2 separate regions of the Mus musculus genome follow, and region 1 is linked to region 2. Evidence: chromatin loops called from intact Hi-C (ENCODE). Cell type or tissue: left cerebral cortex. All regions are shown on one strand. Links, peaks and the distances in the headings refer to the core of each region. The heading gives the core; the rest is flanking DNA. Region 1 has its middle 24 kb from the start of Gm40359. Region 2 holds the start of Tmem209 (transmembrane protein 209).

Region 1 (9,444 bases), core at 911-8,910, 530 kb after region 2:
ACAAGAACCTGCTTTAACTTTCCAATCCGGTCCACCTCCCTGGGGAGTAGTATATCACTGTTTCCTTATTTGCCTGATGAACATTTCGTTATTTCTAGACTTTGTTTATTATGAATAAATATATATAAATATGTGCCTAAGTAATTTTCGGAAGATGGACTTCCATTTCTCTTGGGGATGTGCTGTGGAATTCCTCCATCCTATAGAAGGTAATTATTGAAACATTTTCCAAAGTGGTCTCAGTTTCAACCCTGACTCAGTGGTTAATGAGTGAACTGGTTATTTTATTTTTAACAGCATCCGAAGGGGTGTGAAGTGGTATCCTGTCTGTGGTTTTTTCTCATAACTCCCTGATGAATAATGAGACCGAGTGCCTTCTCAGGTATTTACTGACCGCCCCATCCTCGTTATCAAGTGTTTCCCAAATAGCTTGAGTATTTTAATTTGGATTATCTTTTACTAATTTGCATACACTCTGTAAATTCAGTTCTGATTGAAATCTTTAATTAGTTCAGATCTATCTATCTATCAAGCATACATTTTTACACAATCTATAGTCTGTCTTCCATGGCTTAATTTTTTTTTTTTTTTTTTTTTTGAGACAGGGTTTCTCTGTATAGCCCTGGCTGTCCAGGAACTCATTTTGTAGACCAAGCTGGCCTCAAACTCAGAACTCCACCTGCCTCCGCCTCCCGAGTGCTGGGATTATAAAGGTATGCTCCACCATGCCAGGTTCCATGGCTTAATTTTTAAATTTTATAGTTAGAGTTATATAATTCCACAAATGGGGGTTTCTGTAATATACACCTTTACTTGGTTTCCTCTATGAGTTAATAATTCAAGTTCTCCTAATGTATGGGGTTTCTCCACTTCTCTTACCATTGACTTCTAATTTAATTTGGCTGTGGCCAGACAGCATGACCACCTCAGCAAGTTAGCAGCATATCATCTACCATCACAGTAAACATCTGTGCAGGTGTGGTGAGAATATTTAAGATCTGCTATCAGCAAATTTCTGATGTACAGTAGAGTATTGACTATAGTAGTCATGCTGTTGGCTGGCTCTCCAGAACTTTCTTCCTATCTTTTAACCAACAGCTCCCATGTCCCCAGCAACTCCGCAGCTCCTAGCAACCCCCATCCTATACTCCGCTTCTCTGATTTCATCTCGTGTAGATTCTGCATATCAATGAGCACACTGCGGGGTTTATACTGTGTCTAGGTTATTTCCCTTGGCATCATGTCCTCCAGGTCAAGCTTGTGACAAATGACAGGATCCCTTTCGCTTTGGGCTGCACAGCAATCCACTGTACGCCTCCCTGTCACTCAGCCGCCAGGGACCAGGCTCAGTCTGCACTGGACTGCTTGGAGCAGCCGTGATCATAGGAATGTAAGCATGGCTCTGACATACTGAGTTTGTTTCCTTGCGTCTGTAACCCCAGGGTAACATTGCTGGCCACGGGGCACTCACTAATGAAGTGTTCCGCTTCTCTTATAACTTTATAACCTTAGTGCTTTCTATCTCATAGTTACATTTAGATTTATCTCCTTTTTGCTAGTTAAGTTTTATGGAGTTCGCTTCTCCCTCCAGGGTTCTTGGCTGGGCCTTGTTCTTAGCCAGGCTGGGTGCTCATCCACCTCTTCCCCCCTCACGCTGAGGGGGAGGGGTGGGGATGTGAAGCTGCCCATCCTCCCCTCAAAAGTGTCTGTGCTCCATGCGGGCCCTCTCACCTCATCCCTCCTTAAAGTGTGCCAAGGTGTCCTGAGCAGAGTTATCCAAGGGGAGTTTTTCAAGGGGACAGATACTGGGGGGAGCCTTCTTTGCTACCTTGCTGTCCACACCCCAGCCTCTGGCATTTGATATCAGCTTGCTTGGAATTCATGCCATTTACTAGTGTGCAGATTAATTCTTTGCATAACACCTCTGAAGGTTTTCGTCCTCACTCCTTTCCTCTCACTCTCCTGAGGGCACCGGCGTGAGTGGAGGAGTTGTGTGCCTCTGAGGTTCTTCTCACATTTTCCTTCTCTGTTCTTCAGACCACACACTGCTGACGTTTGTCTGTTCAGTGCTGGGGACTGAACCCAGGGCCTTGAGCACGTGAAGCCAGGGATCTACCACTGGGCTGCAACCTGGGTCTTGGATATTTTGACTGCTAAGATCCTACACATTAGAGAAGGGAAGGGATCAAGGTGGGACAGGAGGGAGACAAAAAAATCCTTTGTTGTCTATTCTTATAAGGCCACTGTGTTGGTTTATATATGCACGGCCCAGGGGAATGGCAGGATTAGAAGGTGTGGCCCTGTTGGAGTAGGCGTGTCACTGTGGGCATGGGATTTAAGACACTCATCCTAGCTGCTTGGAAGTCAGTATTCTGCTAGCAGTCTTCAGATGGAGATGTAGAACTCTCAGCTCCTCCTGCACCATGCCTGCCTGGATGCTGCCATGTTCCTGCCTTGATGATAATGGACTGAACCTCTGAACCTGTAAGCCAGCCCCAATTAAATGTTGTCCTTATAAAACTTGCCTTGGTCATGATGTCTCTTCACAGCAGTAAAACCCTAAGATAGCCACTAATCCTACAACGACAGTCCTTTCCACAGTCGTGGCCTCACCTAAACACAAGTGTCTACTAGAAGTTTTATCTCCAAATATCATCAGATTGGAGGACCAGGCTTCCACACGTAGATTTAGAGGGTTTCACATTCAGCCCATGACGACATCTCAGTGGTCTTCAGGAGGCTCTGAGGTGTAAGAGAACTAATTACCCAGCATGCTTTTGAGGTAGGGCTATGCTATTGGGGCGGGGTGGGCCATGAGGGTGTATGTGTGCATATGTCTGCCTTGCTGTGTCTTCAGTCCATTGATGATCATGATTAGATTTTCTGTAATCTCATTTATTCCCATTTGACCTGTGTCCTGTGTTGTGCTAACAACCTTCCAGTTTTAGTGAGATCTTGTGTATTTGCCCTTATGTACCCATGACTTTCTGTAGTAAACAGAGGTGCTGTTATGGGGCCAGTGACGTGTGACATCATTGTGATGTGTGACATCATTGTGCCTCATGGTCCTTGGCATCATCAAGAATTCTGCTACTCGATGGGCGGTGGTGGCAAATACCTTTAATGCCAGCACTCAGGTAGATCTCTGAGAGTTTAAGACCAGCTTGGTTTACAGAGCAAGTTCCAGGACAGCTTGGGCTATTCAGAGAGATCCTGTCTCAAAATGAAAAATGTGCTTTTCATTTGAAACATGTTTCCCAATGCTTTCTGATCTTATTCTCCATATCTTGCTTTCGTGTGGCTTTGCAAGCCTGTTATACTTTCCTATCTCCTCCATTTTAGCCGTTTGCAATCACTCTGCCTCTGTCTCCTGAATACATCTCCAGCTGACATTTGTTCTGCAGTGAACCTGTACTTTTCTTTGAGACATGAGTGTCTTTTATTATTATTATTATTATTATTATTATTATTGGTTCTTTGTGAATGCCACATCAGGCACCCCAATCCCACTCATCTCTCCTTCCTCTTGTACCCGCCCTACACACTTGTAACTTTCCCCCTAACAGATTTTATAAAAATCTCATTGTGGAAGCTGTAGTATGTCACAATGTTTGTCCACATTTCTTGGCTCACAAATGTTCATTGCAGAGTCATTGCTGCGGTCCCAGGCCTCTGGCTTCCCCTACACCATCAATACTGGATCCTCACTGGGACAGCCTCCTCTCAGATACCCTGTGGTTGTCCTGGGTCACGGAGATACTGCAGCCTTGGATCTGCAGGACCAGCCCCTTCACTCACTTCAGCAGTTCATTGATGAAGCAAATGTTGGGGTGCACCAACTCAGAGCCCTGGATCTGGGCTTTGGTGGTAGCTGAGCTGGTCAGCCTGTGGGGACTGGGAGGGGGAGGGGCTAGCTCTCCACCCTGGTGAGTGTCTTCTTACTTGCACAGAAATGGCTGACATTTGCTTTACGAAATATTTTATTGTTCCGTTTCCCCCGCGCTTTGCTTTAATATGTAGTCTGTCCTCTTGACCCTTTAAAGCGGCCTTCTGGTATTTACCAGACTTTGAAAATGTATTCTCCTGCTGCTCTCCACCCTCACGCTGTTCGCCCCGCATTTGCTGGCACCCACGTTTCCCCTCAAGACACGGTCACTGTGGATGAGGGACCACCTACTCCAGCAAGGCTTTATCAGGACTAGTAATCCCCATGACCGTATCCCCACGTCAGGTCACACTGGGAGACACTGGGGGCTACCTCCGCACGTGACAGGACCTCTAAAAGCCTCCCCTTTGTACCTGTGATGCTTGCCTCAGACAGCATGGCACGGCATCTCTTCAGTGCGACGTAGTGAGCCTGTGGCACGGCTTAGTCAGTTGAAGGCATGGATTGTGGCTTGCCCTCAGGCCAACAGCCATCTAAGCGGGGGAAACTTACGCAGTGCTGTTCGCCTCCCTGCCAAGCCTCTCCCACCGCCCCGGTCCAACTGTTTTGAATGGAACCATGGCTGCCACTTGGCAGGAAGTCTGGTTCAAACCAGCTTTTCCATCTCTGAGACACACTCTTGTTTAGATTTTCCCGTGTTGTCTGTCTGTCTGTCTGTCTGTCTGTCTAGCGTTGTACTGCTCATTTGAATGTGTAGTTGCTTTCTTTTTGTGTCTGTGAAGGATTCAGGCTGTTAATGTGTTTCTTTCTGTTTCATTTTGTGGAAAGGAGGTTTTATTTTCAATCTGTCTGCCTGCCTCTATCTATCTATCTATCTATCTATCTATCTATCTATCTATCTATCTATATATCTATATATCATCTATCTATCTATCTCTAGCAGTTTTAAGTGTTCATAGTTTCCCATCCATTTGGAAATTTTCTTTCTCTTCCCAGGCTCGCTGACCAGGAAGGGTTAAGTGAGATGATTTGTCACAATGCTGGCTCACGAGCACCCTCTTCTGTTGACTTAGAAGAATTGTGGCTTCTTTCTTTCTTTCTTTCTTTCTTTCTTTCTTTCTTTCTTTCTTTCTTTCTTTCTTTCTTTCTTATTATTTTTTATAGCTGTCTTTTGATTTTACCCTACAAGTTACTGGGTTTATTTTTTTTTAATTAGGTATTTTCTTCATTTCCATTTCCAATGCTATCCCAAAAGTCCCCCACACCCTACCCCTCCCCCACTCCCCTACCCACCCACTCCCACTTCTTGGCCCTGGCGTTCCCCTGTACTGGGGCATATAAAGTTTGCAAGACCAAGGGGCCTCTCTTCCCACTGATGGCCGACTAGGCCATCTTCTGCTACATATGCAGCTAGAGACACGAGCTCCGGGGTACTGATTAGTTCATATTGTTGTTCCACCTATAGGGTTGCAGATCCCTTCAGCTCCTTGGGTACTTTCTCTAGCTCCTCCATTGGGGGCCCTGTGTTCCATCCAATAGCTGACTGTGAGCATCCACTTCTGTGTAAGTTACTGTTTTTAATTAAGAAAGAAACCTCACTGGCTGCTAATAATGTTTTATTTCCTGATCTGTGTGGTAATTGTGAGATGGTGCTCACTTTGTGGAGATCCAATGAGCCACAGCTTACTACGTGTATAATATTTACATATGAATGCTATGCTTTAATAAAACGCTAAATGTGCACAGGTCCGTAATTCTTTAGTGACTCTTGGGCTAAACTTTATTATATTGAGGAAAATTACCTTCTACATCCAACCTTAATGGCCAATCCCACCACTAACCCCTCTATTTTAAGACAGGGTCTCACTATTTAGCCCCAGCTAACCTGGAATTCACTAGGTAAACCAGACTGACCTGAAATTCACAGACCTGGTGCTGGCCTCAGAGGTGTGAGTCACCAACACCCAGCTGAGTCTACTCATTTTCATCCATTTATCACTCTGATCATAAGCATTTCCTTCACTGTTCACATGTTCCCCAACACTGTCTGTGCTCATAGACCATGAAGCCAGGGATGGGGAAGGCTGGGAGCCGGGATACGAACAAAGCAGGGACATGCACTGTGAGGATATCAGGAAACAACGCCCGGGCTTAGCATTCCAGAAACAGGAATTAAAAAGAATGTAGAGGATAGAAGACATCACTGTGTCCATCCTTAGAAAATACACGAGAGAGGTAGAGGCAGGCAGATTTCTGAGTTCGAGGCCAGACTGGTCTACAGAGTGAGTTCCAGGACAGCCAGGGCTACACAGAGAAACCCTGTCTCGAAAAACAAACAAACAAACAAACAAACAAACAAACAAGAACAAGAGGGGGGGGCTGGAAAGATGGCTCAGTGGTTAAGAGCACTGGCTGCTCTTTCAGAGGTTCTGAGTTCAATTCCCAGCAATCACATGGTGGCTCACAACCATCTGTAATGAGATCTGATGCCCTCTTCTGGTGTGTCTGAAGATGGCAGCAGTGTACTCATAAAATAAATAAATAAATCTTAAAAAAAGAAAAAGAAAAGAAAATACAAGAAAGAGGAGGAGGAAGAACGACAACTACTCGGGAAGCCAGACTGGGTGTTTGTTCATTTTAAGTTTTGTTGTTGTACACAAAGGTAATTTTTTCTTTATGGATTTATTTTCACCATTTAAGACTCTATATAGGTTCACGTCTCTGCACGTGGCTGTGGTGCATGAGTGCAGGTGTCCACAGAGGGCAGAGACCTCAGATCCCCTGGCGCTGGGGTTACAGGCAGCTGTGAGCAGCCTGATGTGGGTGCTGGGAACCAAATTCAGGTCCTCTTTGGAAGAGAAGCAAGTGCTCTTATCCACTTAGCCATCTCTCCAGCCCCAAGAGACAGCTTGTAAAAAAGAGATTTGTCTTTATGTATGTGTTTGTGAGCAGGAAGTGGAGCCCCTGCACCCGGAGCTAACGGTGGTTGTGAGCACCTGATGTGGGTGCTGGAAACTGAACTCTGTCCTCTGCCAGAGTATTGAACACTTTTAACTGATGAGCCATCTAACCAGGCCCAGGATAGAAATATGTGTGTGTGTGTGTGTGTGTGTGTGTGTGTGTGTGTGTGTGTGTGTATTCATACACATATTTTTTTCCTGCAGAGCTAGAGGTACAATCTTGACAAGTACTCTATTCCTGAGCTACCTCCCCAGTGAGACTGACTTTTTAACATTAGTATCATGTTATTATTTCATATTAAAATTTATCCATACTAATAACTTATCGGCTCACTCTATTGAATATTCTACATATGTGATTGTTGGTTCTGTCTGTCACCTCCTGTGGGGCTGGCTGGCTTTTGCCATGCTCTCTCCCTGGCCTCGTCCCTTCCGCTCCCTCCGAGTTGCAAGCTCCCCTCATGTTTTAAGCATATGTTGTATATCCATCTCTCACCGTTGTCTCATTGGGAGAATTAACTGGACATAGAGGAGCTAGGCAGAGGGCTCCAACTGGATCAGAAGTGAAACCTGGCTTGTGCTTGGTAAACCCTATTTTCTACTTGCATTCTCGGGGGACTCTTTTTTGTTTGTTTGTTTAATACTTAAAATGAATGAAGACTCGCTGTTTCCCGTTAACTTGTTTCATGGAACTCTTGTGGTTTCTATCCTGATAAACACTATTTCATTTCTTCTGCTCATAAGTCAGGTCGTTGCCATACCTGGGGAGAAAGCCCTGGTTGTAGTTCTAACAACAAGCCCATCTACCTGCCTTTGGTACACGCGACTGCAGGATGTCTCATCTTCTGCTGGGGACCAATTCATCTCTTCCCAGGAAGGAACCTCCTTTTCTCCTGGTTTTCCTCCACCAGCACCCCACCCCACCCCCGCCCCCACTATCATCTCTAATCTTAAAGGATACTTGGTCTCTCTCATCACTGGTACCTCCAGAGTGAAAGCCATCATGAGTTTATCTTCTTTCTCCCTTTTCTCCCAATCACTCCTCCGTTCCTGTTGCCTGGCTTTCCCTTCCAGAATGCAATCGAGTCAAAGCTTCCCCATCCCTCCCTGTGTCAGACATCATCCCTTCCCCTACGCCTCACTCTCTCAAAAGCATTCAAGACACACTTGCTTCTTGTGACTTCAGTGGCCATATGTTGCCTGTCATTTTTCTCAAATCTTTATATCTTTTTGCTATTTATATTCCCTTTTAGATGATTGGATCTAGATCTTTGACTTAAATACCACTTACATGCTAGTAACTTTCAAATATATACATCTTCAGTGTCTTTTTGATGGTATAATTAACTTATGTGTGCCATTGTGCAGTGAATAACCAAACCCAAACCTCATTTCCTCTCTTCAAAACTGTTTTTCTTTTGTTCCCTCTTTGGTCCATGACCCCGACATAGACAACCAAGAACACCAGAGGCATCTGGGGTCTTTTCCCTTTGATCTCTGCTTTTAATATTTATTTTTAACATTAATTAACTTACATGAGAATGTGGGTACACATAGGTCACGGTGTGTGTGTGTGTGTGTGTGTGTGTGTGTGTGTGTGTGTGTGTGAAGGTCAGAGTTGGTTCTCTCTTCCCACCTTGCTGGAGCAGGTTGCTCTCTGTTGCTCTTTGTACCTTAGTTGGTCCATGAGTCTCTAGGCAAATTATCCTCTCCCATCTTGAAGTAGGGATGCTGGGATTACAGATGAAGGCCACCACATTTGGACATGATGGTGGGTCATCAGGCTTATGTGGCCACTGCCTTTTCTCACTGGGCTGGCTCTTCCCCCACTCTATTTTTCCATCCTTTTGCAAGTTCAGTCTGGTACAAAACATACCCTCTTAAATCCTGTTGCTAGCGGAGTTCCATGGCTTACGCCTGTGCTCCAGCATTCAACAACCTAAAGCAGGAGTTGGGGACTCTGAGCCCAACCTGAGCTCAAAAAACAAAAATCCATTTCTCTTTTGCTTTGCAGCATCATCTCTCATTGCTGTGGCTCTGTAAGTGGGTTCTGTGGTTTCAGACTTGCCCTCTAAATAACTCTCCATGCTGCAGACAGAGTGAGCCCTTTCAGACAGGATCAACATGCTGTCATCCTCCTGCCTGCAGCGCTCGGACCTCTGCCTTCCCCTCTGGCCCCAGCGCTTACCGGTCTCTTCTTCCTATGTTCCCCGGTGTGCTTTCTGTCCTTCAGTTCCACGACAGGGTCTTTGTACTTGGAAGTTTTCACAGTTAGACATGTTCTTCCTCCGCACATTCCAGAGTCGTCTTCGCAGAATGGGGCTCGTGTGAAATGGTTACTCACCATCTTCATGATGCTACTATGCTATCTTCATGCAGCAGTGGCTTAAAATGGGGACAGGTTTACATCTTGCTGGTTCTGTACTTTGTGGGTTGGTAGAAGTCCTTGATCCATGATGTCCTCACTCAAGGTGGAGGGAGCATCTACTGTCTGAAACGAGGTCTGCTGTCGTGCTGGACTTAGAGACAGCTCTGAAGTCCATGAAATGGCCACCAGTATTTGGCCTAGAAATGAAATATATTGTTTATGCTCCTGAG
Region 2 (9,444 bases), core at 585-8,584:
GGGCTTCCCACGGACTGCTTCTCTTCTGATACCTTTCTTGCAGCCTTATGCCCTACAGAATTTAAATTTCTTTTCTTTTTTAAAAAAAGTTTTTGAGACAGTGTTTCTGTGTAGCCCTGGCTGTCCTGGAACTCACTCTGTAGACCAGGGTGGCCTTGAGCTCAAGATATCACTTGCCTCTGCCTCCTAATCGCTAGGATGAAAGGCATGCGCCACCACTGCCTGGCCAGAATTAAAGTTTCAGCCTACACATTTTGTTAGGGACATCCTAGAAAAATTTAGACCAGCGCTGATGTCACTAAGGAAAAGGATTTCTACCCATGACACAGCAAGTGTCCACACTGCAGAAGCAAGCCACATGAGGATCCCAGGTGTGAGCTCAGAGCATGTGCATGACAGAAGGGTTAAAATTCTACAAGAGAAAGTGAAGCCTTCACACAGACAGCTTGAAAAGGGAAAACATGCTTCGAAGACTCATATTACCCTTCAAGCCTGCTGAAACCAGCTGGTGACCACTATGCTTTACTACTCCCCAAAATGTTCATGGTTAAAGAACTCCTGACTGAGGGACAGGAAACTTGCTTTCTTTTCTGGCTCTTCATGGATGATTTAGACAATCAACTGTCCTTCAGTTTCCTCACCAACTAAATGCAAAGTCTGGACGATCTTAGTGCAATTCCCAATTCTGGAGTAGCAATACCAGGCAAACAGAAAGAGTCATTACCTTATTGTAGCCACTGACAGGCGAGTAAGTCACACCAGGGCTGTAAGAGCCAAGGCCTCCTGACGACAGGCCTTGCAGTTGAGGGCTATACCCAGTCATACAGCTGGTGGCAAACTTGGGACTGGTACTGGGTGAACGAGATGGGCTATAACTTAACACACTTTGACCTTGAATCGAAGGGGAAGGTGGAGATGGAGAGATTTGGGTTGCTGCCAAATCACGGGGAGGTGTAGTCTGCACAACTAGAAGGGAAAGAAAATAAATTATTACATAGTATTTATTTGCTTTCTTGTTTTTGTAGACTGGGTTTCTCTGTGTAGCCCTTACTGTCCTGGAACTCACTCTGTAGTTCAGGCTGACTTCAAACTCTTCCTGTCTCTGCCTCCCAAGTGCTGGGATCAAAGGCTATCAATATATATTTAAATTGAAACAAAAATTTAAAAATTAGGTTATGTTATGTAACTCAGGCTAGCCTTGACCTTAAACTCTTCCTGCCTCAGTCTCTTGAGTATAAATAAAATTATGAGAGCAGATTTAAGGGCTCAGCACAGTGGCACAAGCTTTTAATCCAAACACTCAGAAGGTAGAGGCAGGTGCATCTGAGGCCAGGCCAGCCTGGTATATATATATATTGAGTTCCAGGACAGCCAAGGCTAAAGAGACACCAAATAAATAAAAAAATTAAAATTTAGAACATAGGCAAGTTTTAAAAATATAAAATTAAAAACAAAATTAAGGAACTCAATCCCCCCCTGCCTCCCAAGGAGAAAAAAAACTGCAGGTTCTGGCTATAAAATCACAGGAAGCATTATTATACAATTAGAACTAACTGGCTGTTTACTACTTCTACAATGTTTAAAAGAGTAAAATATATTTGCACAATGTTATTTGATGTTCCACTCAATTCACAGAAATAACAATGATAATTGTATCAGAATTTCCTATAAACTGGCTTTATGTAATAGATGGCCTTCTAGCTCAGTCTATAAAAAGGGAAAATAGATAAAGGACTACCCCCTGCTCCCCCCAGCTCCCCTCCCCCACAATACTTACCAGCCTGTTTCAACCCTAACAGTGCTTGCTGTCCGGGGCTAACTACCAGACTTGTTGGTGCTACGGTATATTTGAAGTATCTCCAAAAATCAAACAAGGCATTAAGACTGAAGAGCGATGCAAGTGCGAGTTCTAGAAGAAACCGGTAACTTTATTATTAAGATATTCTCCTCACTTATTTGGGGGCATGTGGAGGTCAGAGGACAACTTGTTGGTTCTCTTTTTTCACCATGTCAGTTTTGGGGATCAAACTCAGGTCACAATGTCCGGTACCAAGTGCCATAATGGGTAAGTCACCTCTCCAGCTCCAATTTATTATTATTATTATTATAATAGATTTATTTATTTATTATATGTAAGTACACTGTAGCTGTCCCCAGACACTCCAGAAGAGGGTGTCAGATCTTGTTACAGATGGTTATGAGCCACCATGTGGTTGCTGGGATCTGAACTCAGGACCTTCAGAAGAGCAGTCGGTGCTCTTACTCACTGAGCCATCTCACCAGTCCCCAATTTATTATTTTAAAAGCAAAATGGTCCCAGTTTCATTTTGGTTGGGGAATAAAAATTGCTTCGTAGTTTAGCAAATTAACATCAAAAATTAAAAACTATTTTCTTCTTCCTCAAACCAGATACCACTTAATTAGAGTGGCAGATGCAGAGGATTTACTGGTGAGTTTTCAACTATTACTAATTCTTATAACTGCACAACACAATTCTTACTTTCATTTTAGTCACCAAGTGAGTGTTAGAGAGCCCCTAGCTTACTAGCGAGCCATGATTCTTACACCTAAAGATCCCAACTCCCTTCCTTTTCCATCTGCCACACCCACTCTAATAAGACTAGAAACAAACTCAAAGTTATTTTTATGTGTATGAGTGTTTTGATGACATGTATTGGACCTCCTAGAACTGGAGTTGATTGAGTCACCTTGGGGGTACCAGGAACCAAACCTGGTACTGTGCAAAAGTCATAGTGCTCTTAACCTCTGAGTCATCTCTCTATTCCTGGATGATAGAAACCCCTTCACCCCAAGACAGGCTTTCTCTGTATAGACCAGGCTGACTTTAAACTCAGAGATCTATCTGCCTCTGCCTCCTGAACGCTGTGATTAAAGGTGTGTGCTACCACTTCCAGGCTCTCCAGGGCTCTTTATATCCCAAGGATGACTCTGATGTAATCCTGAAGCAGAGGGTTTTCAGGTGTGGCAAAGGTGAACCTTACCCCCCTCCCATGCTTTATTTTTCGTGGTAGGACTCCTAACTTCCCAACTCGGTATTGTTTATAGCTTTGACCTTAGAGAGGTGGTCTCAGGTGCCAGGCTGGCCTCCATGTCTGATTCCTTCTCCCTCCCAAGTACCGGGACTAGATATTCTGCCATACCTGGCTTCTATTTTGGTGTGTTTTTGTTGTTGTTTGTTTTTGAGACAGGGTTCTGCAATTTATCCCAGGCTGGCCTCAGACTTGAAGTAATCCTTCTGACTCAGCCTCCTACTAGAATGTTCTTTCCATAAAAGGGGTTACCTCGTTCCTTCACTAGACTCATGACTTTGGGAAACTGAGTAAGAACTCATTTGTCTGAATAAAAGAATGAATACTAAGCTGAATTAAATTTACAAGCAAGTTTTCATATGTAGTAAATCTAAATTATAGTGGAAATTACTTACCGATATACCAGAGGGGCCAGTATGTCACATTATAATATGTACTGATTAACTTTCCAGTCCTGAAAAGATTAGAAAGGCTTTCCAGTTATTTAAATAAATAAATAACACGCCCACCACAAACCAACCAAACACTTAAAACCAAAACAAATATAAAAAGCCACAGTGCCAGCCAACAATAGTTAAAATTTTCACTTATGGGCTGATTAACTTACATTTCAGTATATATCATTCCAGCCATGGATACATTTAGGAGTCCCCAAGCTAAAACCACTTTCCTAGTTTCTGTTTCTTTTCTCATCTTGATGGTTCTGTCAATAAGGGAAGGATTGGGGCTTACGTCTCCTTGCATCTATTCAAAGGCAAAACAAAAAACAAAAAAACAAAACAGCCTGAAATGAAAAGAAACTACTCTTAAGAAATCAAAAATGTCTGTTGTAAAGTAACTGCTCCCCCCCCCAACTTTTCTCTTCTTTAAAATTTCTCCCCAACTTTCCCCTTTAATATTAGTATATGAAACTTTAATATTAGTATACACAACCCTGAAATATCTTCTTAGGTACCACAGAAAAATCAGCAGGGAACTTGCTGGTTATTTCAGAGAAGCTAATGGTTCCAATAAATTAAAATGTTTTGCTACATAATGTAATGGTTTGTTATTAAGTTCGCAAAGAGTTCTTTTGTCTCTGCTTCGAGTTACTACATCTAGATGAAGAGACACCAGATATCAACTTTTGTCATTACTGTGTCAGACCCTAACCTTGACCATGGAGTGATACAGGCTTAGCATCTCCTTTTGGTGATGAAATTGTAAAGCTTTTCTCACGGGGTGGACGGGTACTATTCACGTGAAGAGTCAAGAGAGAGACGGGAACGGGAACACGTGCGTTCAGTTTGGGTTACTAAAACTGTCATCTCCTTTGTCTCGCTAGGCTCAGCTCTGCAATCACTGAGAGGGCAGCTCCCGGGAGTCATATTCTAGAGCACATTAGCATCCTTCCCGCCTTCCTGCCCCGCGCCAAAACTCTCCTCGGAGAGCTTCCCTCCCTGGCTACCTCAGTACGAGCTTTATAATTATCCTTCATGTGTCTTTCTTCCCTTGCACTACAAGTGGCAAGATTCCTAGCTACATCATCCCCTGGCTGAACCTCAGGCACAACTTTAGGTTTGGAACTCTGAGGGAACAGCACGGACTCCATGTCCAGGAAGCACAAGACAACCCCCCCAAACGCACCATGTTCTTCAGCAGGAAGCCGTGGACTCGCGCCACTCCCTACTGCACATGCGCAGAGGCAAGACTAAGGCGGCGGCGGCGGGCAAGCCGGGCTACAGTTACCGGAAGAACCGGGCCCTCTCTTCTCGCGAGAGGGAGAGGGGTGGGGCAGAAGGACCCGAGCCGCGATCGTTGCCAGGGGAACGCCCTCGGATTTGTGCCTCCTACTTAGCTGCAGGAAAAGGCTGAGCTGCAAAATTCAGACCAGATTCTGAACACTTAGTAAAAAGTAATGATTGTAGCAAGCTGAAGTTTGGATATTACTAATTGTAGCTTTATCTAGGGCCCCCTACGGCTAATTGGTAGGATACAAGCATGCCTGATGTGTTAGACACACTCAGCAATGACAAAGCATTTTTCCTCTTTTGAAGTGTTTTCTCCCTCAATTGGTTTGACCCAATGTAAATTCTCAAATATCCACCTTATGAGGATGCAGCATTAGGAAGAAAAACTGGAACGTTCTATTGAAGTTAGTGGTGGTTTTGGGGTTAAAAACAAACAAACAAACAAAACCCCACCTTTGCCCTGAATGTTCTTTGAAAGAACTGAGAAAAGAGTCACCAGGGAGGTGAGTGGTTTTCCTTAGTAGCTAGTGCAAGTTCTGACAATACGCCATGTGTGGAGTACGAGGCAGGGATGGGGGCTTGGCTTCCTGGCTATTGTTCTAAAGAGCTTTGCCTGTGTCCTGCAGGTGAGGACAGGGAAGCAAGTCCAACTCTGGAAGAGCTTTCTTGGGAGTGGCAGCACTGGCCCAACTAGTGGCCAGCGTAGCCAGTGCCTGGAGAAGTGTGCCAGCCAGGCCTTGGTACATACATGCCTTTAATCCCAGCAATCGAGAGGCGGGGGCAAGTGCCTCTGGAGTTCCAAAGCTAGCCATAATGACATTGTCTCAAGATAGTAACTAAATATCAAGATTAAACAGAAGAAAATGAAGTTTCATTGTGGTAGTGCATAGTGTATGCTCTTAAAGAGCTAATAGGTTTTTAGGTTTTTTTTAAAATCATGTTTATATTGTCTTAGTACAATGTTTGGATCTGGACATAGATTTGGAGATGAACTAACTTGACAATTGTTCCAAGAGAACAGGTTCAATTCTGTCAGTATACAGTCAAATCCAAAATGACAGCTCATTTCTCCACATGTAAGTCTATCTAAAAAGGCCCAAAGATTTATTTATTATTGTACATAAGTACAATGTAGCTGTCTTCTGACACACCAGGAGAGGACGTCGGATCTCAGTATAGGTGGTTGTGAGCCACCATGCAGTTGCTGGGATTTGAACTTAGGACCCTCAGAAGAGTAGTCAGTGCTCCTACTTGCTGAGCCATCTCACCAGCCCTTGGTGTGGTTTCTCTCTGTCTCTCTGTCTCTCTGTCTTTCTGTCTCTCCCTCCCTCTCCCTCTCCCTCTCTCTCCCGCTCCCTCCCTCTCTATCTCTTGCTCTTTTTTTGTTTTTTTTCGAGGCAGAGTTTCTCTGTATAGCCCAGGCTGTCCTGGAACTCACTTTTAGACCAGGTTGGCCTCGAACACAGAAATCCTCCTGCCTCTGCCTCCCGAGTGCTGGGATCAAAGGCGTGCGCTACCACGCCCGGCTCTATCTCTTTCTCTTAATGTAACCCATAAACTAATGTGTATTTCTTCCGGGGCTTAAAAAACACTTGCCACACTGAAGTTGATAGTTACCATTATGTATTATTAGAGTTATCATAACCAAATATCCCAGAACACCAGTGCCTCCTTCAAAAGAAAAAGTTAGGCAGTACTTTAAAAAAAACCCCAAAACACCAGACTTTGTTCCCACACAGGGTTTGGGAAGATGGAATCTAAGACCAGAATGTGAGGAGGGCTGGTTTCTTCTGAGACAGGTGGTGTTGGCTTGTCTATGTGGCTTCATCTTATTCTCTCTGGTGGCCTTTCCCCTGGGTTGGTGAATTCTTGGTGTCCTTTCATCTTCCTTGAGACTACAGTAAGATTAAGGCTCCATCCTCATGGCCTGATTGAACCATCTTTGAGCTCTTGAGGAATTTTCTAAAGAGACATTTATTTTGTGTGTGGTTGTGCCTACATGTGAGTGCACATGTGCCATACTGAGGGTGTGGAGTCAATATTCTGCTTCCACCTCGTGGGCCCCAAGGATCGAATGCAGGCCGCATGCCTTGGCATCATACGCCTTTACCTACTGCTCTCTCTCTTCAATACTCTTTTCTGGCCTTATCTCCAAATACAAGATGGGACTGAAGGTGTCAACATTAAAGTTTAGGGAACACTCAGTGTGGTCTGGAAGGCACTAGAACTGTGTGTGTTAATTTACAATGGTGTGGTACACATTGAAAAAGAGAGAGAGACTGGTGAAAACCAAGACCTTGAACACTTAAAGAGATGGCAGTAAAGGATAAGGACATTTCAACCTCGGTCGCAGAAGGAAGTATATTGAGAAATACCATCAACTCTCTTAGAGGTCCTCTAGATAGATCTGCCCATCTAAGGCATCTAAGAACATGTATCAGTACCTGCAACAGTAGCTTAAGTCTATGTCATAATTGGTTGCCAGGGAAGTTGTCCTAGGTCACGGAGGGAAATCGTTCCCGGTCACCTTCATCCCTTTGAGCATGTTTATTTTCTAAGCAAGAAGCTATCATGGGACACCTTTTGTCTTTATTTTGGGAGGTGGATCCCCCTCCCATACCTCTCGGTTTCACCATGCCCAGTCAGGATGCCGAGTGCCGGAAGGATGACTCTTGCGGGACAATAGGAAGTTTCCTGCTTTGGTACTTCATCATCATACTGATCCTCATGTTCTTCTCTCGCGCTTCCGTCTGGGTAGGGAATCCTTTTCGGTCTAAATCACATCTCTATGGGGTCTTTCATTAACTGCATTGTCTGTAGTTTGATGTATTTTAAGGTTTTTATTTTGTTTAATAAGTGAGATAGTCCTTAGGCATGTTGGTGGCCCACGCCTTTGATGTGAGCACTGGTGAGGCAGAGGCAGGCTGGTCTCTGGGAGTTTGGTCCAGCCTGGTCTACAGAGTGAGTTCTAGGACAGTCAGGGCTACACTGAGAAACTCTGTCTTGAAAAACAACACAAACAAATATGGCGCAATCCCATGCTAGAGAATCTAAAGCTGTTGAAAGGGATAAAGAACAGGAAAACCACTCTACTCCTGTAGAGATAAACACTGTGAAGTTTGTGACTCTTTCCCTGCTTTTTCTCAGTAGTCTGCCTTTGTCTTTGTTTGGTCTAGCTTCTATTGTATGTATTTTCATATCTTGACGTTTAAACTTAGATATTTTGTGAACGCTTCCGCATGCTATAGTCACTCTACAGCACTTCTTTTTTTTAAAAAAAAGATTTATTTATTTATTTATTTATTTATTTATGTAAGTATACTATAGCTGTCTTCAGACACCTCAGAAGAAAGCATCAGATATCATTACAGATGGTTGTGAGCCACCATGTGGTTGCTGAAAATTGAACTCAGGACCTCTGGAAGAGCAGTCAGTGCTCTTAACCACTGAGCCATCTCTCCATCCCTCTACAGCACTTTCTATTCTATAATTTTTCTGTCTTGTACTATAATATAAAATTTTGCAGTTGAAGTTTTAGATTGTCTGCATTCTGTTCATCTGCTGTATAATGCTGAGATAAATCTCTCTACTGACTACTAATTTTCAAATCCCTCTTCTAACCATGTTATTCTATAATCAAAGGTGTAAATGTTATTGGTAGAGCACAGGTAGGATTTGGGGAGTAGTTAGAATGCAGCAATACAACTTCTGTATAAAATTAAGGTACAGAACTAAACTAAACAGAGCTAAAGTCACAGATCAGCAAAAGAAAATGCTAGAAGCTTAGGGATGTCATAGTCCACTTTATCATCAAGGCTGTGGCCCTCAACATATGATGAGCAACTGACCTCTTACAAATTGCTGACGCAGAATCTTTTCTGGCCATTAATACTGGGCTGGTGATTAATCAAGCTACTCCCACCATTTAGCATTACAGCCAGAGCCCACCGCTGCCAGTGGTCAGCAAGATTGAGTGTTCCATCAGCTCTGGATGGAGGAAAAGAGAAGGTTTGTTATTTCAGTGCCAGGTAGATTCCATTTTAATAATAAAAAAAAGTCTCTTTCCCCTACTACCTCCTGGCCAAGAAGTTTTATCTGAAGTCTAAATGCTTCTTAAGGTAAATACTCTGCCAGAAGGAGAATTAGAATAGTGATAGCTTATATGTGTTTTAGACTCCCTAGCTAAGTATATTGAATTTGGCCTGGCAAGAAAAGCTACTTTAGAAAATTAACAAAAAATTGAAATTGATCACTGGAATTTCATCCTGAAGACTGTTTAAGAGGTCTAGCTCTTCAGCTGGTCTTCAGTTCCCTTGTTCACATCAGCAGTCTGGAGTCAGAGAGCTATGTGAAGGACCGTAGGGGAGCTTGGGGTCCAGCCTTCTGTCTGTAGGCAAGGGTTGCTGCTGCTGTTGTTGTTAAGGCCCAAGGAATTTAAGTGACTTGTCCAATGTCACACAAGTGGCTAGTGACAGAGTGACAGGAGGAAATGGATCCAGATTTCCTGCTGTACTATTTGTTTACTTCAAAGCATAGTTTGAGATGTTGAATTCGATCTATTCAGCCCTGATTAAACCCTTAATTATCTTAGAGGTTTCGCCTTTCACTTTGTGTCCTTGTGGCTGCTACAGTTGTTTGGCAGGCTTCTCCTGAAGGGTCCCAGA

The links. Peaks named below come from ENCODE experiments on the same cell type or tissue, not always from the same donor. Only the 100,000 strongest peaks of a DNase experiment are listed, where the experiment ranks them.
Region 1: a loop joins it to region 2, with 3 times the contacts of the local background. A loop is called at or near these places in 1 of 42 quality-filtered maps.

The regions. Positions count from the first base shown.
Region 1 is chr6:31,033,721-31,043,164 of GRCm38, forward strand. No RefSeq gene overlaps it. Among named protein-coding and RNA genes, the nearest start is that of Gm40359, 24 kb to the left of the region's middle. In left cerebral cortex, for the core only: CTCF peaks have their summits at 4,945 (motif pointing left) and 6,384 (motif pointing left); DNase peaks (open chromatin) are centred at 4,339, 4,456, 4,902 and 7,998; H3K4me3 peaks cover 756 bases; H3K27ac peaks cover 579 bases.
Region 2 is chr6:30,505,009-30,514,452 of GRCm38, forward strand. Tmem209 (transmembrane protein 209) reads right to left here and starts at 4,775. Exons shown (of 15, transcript NM_178625.4): 1 at 4,677-4,775; 2 at 3,658-3,794; 3 at 3,446-3,504; 4 at 1,778-1,909; 5 at 725-966. The coding sequence starts at 4,679. It overlaps Ssmem1 (serine-rich single-pass membrane protein 1), which reads left to right and starts at 7,278. Exons shown (of 3, transcript NM_029373.4): 1 at 7,278-7,534. The coding sequence starts at 7,352. In left cerebral cortex, for the core only: no CTCF peak of the experiment used is centred there; a DNase peak (open chromatin) is centred at 4,775; H3K4me3 peaks cover 1,299 bases; H3K27ac peaks cover 1,555 bases.